Linked DNA regions of Homo sapiens: region 1 is linked to region 2. Evidence: read pairs that join two places in POLR2A ChIA-PET (ENCODE). Cell type or tissue: IMR-90. All regions are shown on one strand.

Evidence for each region. ChIA-PET counts read pairs that join two places held together with the same protein. Peaks named below come from ENCODE experiments on the same cell type or tissue, not always from the same donor. Only the 100,000 strongest peaks of a DNase experiment are listed, where the experiment ranks them.
Region 1: POLR2A ChIA-PET joins it to region 2 with 5 read pairs; 1 of 35 experiments calls an interaction of 5 or more read pairs at or near these places.

Annotation. Positions count from the first base shown.
Region 1 is chr13:20,720,764-20,723,263 of GRCh38, reverse strand. IL17D (interleukin 17D) reads right to left here. Exons shown (of 2, transcript NM_001385224.1): 2 at 166-1,628. The coding sequence ends at 1,310. Among named protein-coding and RNA genes, the nearest start is that of IL17D, 18 kb to the right of the region's middle. In IMR-90, a CTCF peak has its summit at 1,170; a DNase peak (open chromatin) is centred at 1,033; H3K4me3 peaks cover 418 bases.
Region 2 is chr13:21,039,992-21,042,491 of GRCh38, reverse strand. All of the region lies in intron 2 of LATS2 (large tumor suppressor kinase 2), which reads left to right. Among named protein-coding and RNA genes, the nearest start is that of LATS2, 20 kb to the left of the region's middle. In IMR-90, no CTCF peak of the experiment used is centred here; no DNase peak of the experiment used is centred here; H3K27ac peaks cover 798 bases.

The DNA.
Region 1 (2,500 bases), 320 kb after region 2:
CAAGACATTGACCTTACCTGACTAGTTGATCTTTCTAAGACCAAATCAAATCTCGATGAATTTAAACCTCAAGATAAAGTGAAGACCTTAGGTAACATATGATTTCCTCTAACAATTAGTCTGGCCCATCAAGCAGAATTGAGATAAATACACACAGCCAGTGTATCCTTCAGCAAGCCTCTTTTAATGATTTAAAAAAGAACTACTAACTTTTACAAATAATTGTGTTCAGAGACAGACTTTCAATCTAAAGAAAAGATCAAGGACCTAGCTCTCGTGGCAGAATGCAGAAACAGAAGCCTCCAGATTGATCTCTGCAGATGCTAACGTGGCCCACTTTGTCCTCATATTCAGCCTGATCCTAAAGCCCTTACAACTAAGCCAATACCTGCTTGGATTCTTCTGACAACTGGCAAAGATGTCACGTTCCACTTCTTATCTCACCACCTCTTAACCACAAATTGGCCCCAGTGGCTTTCAAAAGGGGGAAAAAATTGTGCGAGTTTGAGACTGTTTATGTATTCATGACTAAAACCAAATCTGAGATCTTTGGAACTCTTAGCTGGCCCTGGGGCATGCGAGCCGCCTGTGCATCCCTTTGGTCCACCTGGAGGCCCGTGAAGACCTTCAGTGGAAGGAAGAGTGGGTCAGATGAGACGTGTCCATTTCATCAGTCAGCCATCGGTGACAGGCTGAATTCAGAGACCCAGGCCAGAGTGTACCAGCTACAAAATTTATCCAAGGATTCCAATTATGCTTTAAAAAATTCTACCAGAAGAAGTAAAAAACGATGTTTATATGTTAAGAAATGTAACAGAGTAGCTCTCATTTGATAATATAAAATAGCTCTGCCTCTATTCAAAACAGTTGATTTTAAAAGTAGGTATATAGTCGCTATACTTATTATTATTTTTAGATTGCTTTAAAAAGCATATGCGTCCCTATCTCTTTGGCAAGCACCCAGCGGTGAGTCACGCCCTGCACCCGCAGCAGCCGATCTGAGAGGCTCCTCAGGGAGCCTCCGTGAACTTTTCCAAACCCTCCATGCGGGCCGCACACAGGATGCCCGTGCCGGGTCGTTTCCCATCAGCTTCCAGCCACGCTGCTTGCTTGTAGCTAAAAGCAAGCCAGGGATGCCCGTGTCAGATGAAGCTGCTTACGAGTCTCCATGGAAAGGCGGCGCTGGTGCTCCGGCACTTGGTTTGCTCGGTGCACTCTCTTCAGAGGTCGCCGACCGAGCCCTCCAGGCGGCTCCAGCTTGGGCGCCTCGGGATGCGGGCCGGGGAGACCTCCCGGGGCAGGACCGGCCTCAGGGGCCAGCGGGCGCGTCGTTGGGGCCCAGCAGGAGCTTGGCGCCCTGTTTGTCGATGCTGGAGTTGATGCTGTCTGCGTCCTTCTCCGGCTCGGGGACGCAGGTGCAGCCCACGGGGATGGTGACGTAGGCCTCGGTGTAGACGGAACGGCCGCCGGCGCAGGCGGGGGTGCGGCGCAGGACGACGGTGGGCATGTAGACAGGGGCGCTGCGGAAGCGCACGTCCTCCTCGCCGAACAGCCCGGTCAGGCAGCCCCGGCACAGGCAGTAGGCTTCAGGCAGGTACCTGGGGTACCTCGCCGGGTCGTAGGAGATTCTGCAGGGAGAGAGCACGGGTGAGGTCACGCCTGGGGGCAGCCCCGCGCCGCGCGCTGAAATCCCTGGTTAGAGTCACCGGGGAGGGCCTCGGGGACTGTCCTGTCCTCCGCCTGCGGGCGCGTGCGTGCGAGGCCCCCCGCCGACAACAGATCTGCCCGGCGCTTCCTTACATTTGAAATGACGGCACATCTAGCCAGCCCTGAGCCAGGCCGGAAAACTACTTCCAGAGTCTGGGCTAATGTGCGCAGAAAAATAAAATCTATGCCGCCTGCACGGGTGCCCACAGGTGCCACCAGAACAGAATGAGGCGCCCTGTCTGCCTAGGGCCCCGGAGCCGCTGCTTCCCGCCGGCAAGGCTCTGCAGACCCCGAGGGGAGCGTCCACCTGGGGCCTAGGCTGGGGGCAGGTAGGGCGGGTTTCAAGGACAGGCTTGGGGCAGGTCTAGAGAAAGAGGGGCTGGGGGCGGACAGTGCTGACTGGGCCGGGAGCCAGAGGCCTGCAGGGCTCCCACGGGAGTGAAGGACAAGAGCTTTCTCCATCAGGGAGATTTGGTGCCAAGTGCCAGCTCTCAGTGGCCTGTGAGGTTCGGGGGCTCAGGAAGGCATAGGATCCTCTTCTTCCGTTTGTGTCTGAGGGACTAGAGCACGCCTGGGAGGTGAAGAGTCTAGAAATGGTGTGTTCTCGCCATTGGAAATGGATCCAGTGCCACCTCCGTGCCAGGACCTAAGGAGGGAGTCTGCCGGGGGAGGGGGGGGGGGGTTGGGAGGGAGGTGGTCTGGTGTAGGAAGAGCCCGAGGCCACCGGCCAAGCTGCCATCAGAGGAAGCCGGTGACTGACACAGGACTGCACCCAGCCACCTCTTGTGCTTGC
Region 2 (2,500 bases):
GGACTGGAACTTCCAGACTCAAGCGGCCTTAACCTCCAAAAGTGCTGGAATTATAAGTTCAAGCCACCACACCCAGCCTTAACTTTTAATTAAAGTAAAATTTACTTTAAAAGTGCACAATTTCTAAGCACACAGCATAGTGAATTTTTGCATATTAAACCCACCCATGTAACTAGCATGTTTGGGTATATTTTTAATTAAAATACTTTAAAATGGAAATTTCTGGAAAAAGTAAAAGACTCAAGGGTATTTTCTGTGTAAGGATATAATGTGTATGTCAAATGATATGTTTATTAGTCTTTTGCACATAAATTACTGAAAACTTACAAAAATTCCTGTAGAAAAAAACTAGGCCACTAGATTAATATTTCTTATGGGAGGAGCTGCTCTTTAAATATAGATTTAAGGAATTGGAAAGGTAAGTTTTTTGGTTATGAGTATCATATTTTGAGCATTGGATAGTTATTGGCATAAGTGATCATTTAAGTTTGCATTTAAATATGCAAAATATTTCTGTTCTGCGGAAGCCTGGGACTTGTTTTCTCTCTGGTTGCAGTGGGTTATAGGGGGAACATCTGCATGGTGTGGGTAGGTGGGGGTGTCGTCAGCTCACTGCACTCACTGTTCTTAATTATAGCACTCAGGATGGTGCCTATGAGTCCTGTGAGGGTGAGGTTCCAATTCAGTAACTCCCAGGGGAGGCCCATGGCCCCCTGGACCCCTTAGAATAGCAAAGCACTTTATCACATGGTGTCCCCTCTAGGAAGACTTATGTGAGAACTTTGTTTGGATGCGAGTGCTAGGAAAGGGTTCTGCTTTCCTTGAGAAACTGGCATGGGCTTTTTCTCTGTGGATGACCTGTATCCTGCCTGTCCACCCTCCCTCTGATCTGCTGAGGGGTGCCCAGTCTGTGGCTCAGCATTGATACATTTTCCTGGTCCTGAATATTGTGTCAGCTGTAATTTCCTAATCCTGATTAATCCAGTTCTTTCCCCCCACTTTATCATGTTTAAGTGATTTAAAACTTTAATGGAATGAGGTTAGGGAAGAAATGTAAACAAACAAACTGATAAACTGATTATATTAGATCAAATAAGGAAGGGCATAAAGAAGACAGCCAGTGGTCAGGATGTGCACTGAGAGGCAGCCTTCCTGAGAACAGTGTCCACACCAGCTGCTCAGTGAATCAGGGGCCATCTGCTTAATAAGAAAAGGGAGTGGGCCAGGCGCGGTGGCTCACACCTGTAATCCCAGCACTTTGGGAGGCCAAGGCGGGCAGATCATGAGGTCAGGAGGTCGAGACCATCCTGGCTAACATGGTGAAACCCTGTCTGTACTAAAAATACAAAAAATTAGCCGGGCATGGTGGCGGGCGCCTGTAGTCCCAGCTACTCTGGAGGCTGAGGCAGGAGAATGGTGTGAACCCAGGAGGCGGAGCTTGCAGTGAGCCCAGATCGTGCCACTGTACTCCAGCCTGGGCGACAGAGCGAGACTCTGCCTCAGAAAAAAAAAAAGGTGAACACATGCCTCAAGGGGGAAGTAGAATGTGATTGTTCTCTCAGTTTAATGTCTCTCTGGGCCTAATAATTTAAAAGGACTCAGATTCCTCAGATAAGAATTCTTTTCTCATTTCCATCCTCATAGGGGTTGCTTCTCCTTTCCCTCATGTCTGTGGGGCATGGAGTTTATCAGGGTCCCTCTCCCCTCCTCTCATTCCCTGGGCATCCATACATGGCTGCCCCCCACGTCCCTGGCAGCTGGCCAGCCTGACTCCCACCTTGGCTCTGCTGCAGCTCCTGGGGCCTCCCAGACCCTGGTCTTATCCTCCCCACATGCTCCCCTCTACAGAGGAGCTCTCTGCAGTGTCTCAGCCACACAGCATGGCCTCCCAGACAGCTCTTCCCGCTTGCTTACTTTGGGTCTCTCTGACATATGATTTCGTTGGTTGGAAGTATCACCACCTATCTGGATTCTAGTAGCTTCTGTGATTCCACTCAGATTCCTTTTTACACAGGCTCTTCCTGGTTCTTCCACCTGGATCGAGCTGTTCCTATTCAAACTTCCACAGCAAAGACATTTCTTTCTTTTTCTTTTTCTTTCTTTTTTTTTTTTTTTGAGACAAGGTCTGTCGCCGAGGCTGTAGTGCAGTGGCGCAATCTCGGCTCACTGTAGCCTTGACCTGGGCTCAAGCAATTCTCCGCCTCAACCTCCAAAGTAACTGAGACCACAGGCGCACATCACCATGTCTGGCTAATTTTTCTATTTTTTGTAGAGACGGGGTTTCACCATGTTGCCCACGGTGGTCTTGAACTCCTAGTCTGAAGCGATACGCCTGCCTCAGCCTCCCAAAGTACTGGGATTACTGGCGTGGGCCACCATGCCTGGTCAGAAATTTCTTTCTTTCTTTTTTTTTTTTTTGAGATGGAGTTTCGCTCTTATTGCCCAGGCTGGAATACAATGGAGCTATCTCGGCTTACTGCAACCTCTGCCTTCCGGATTC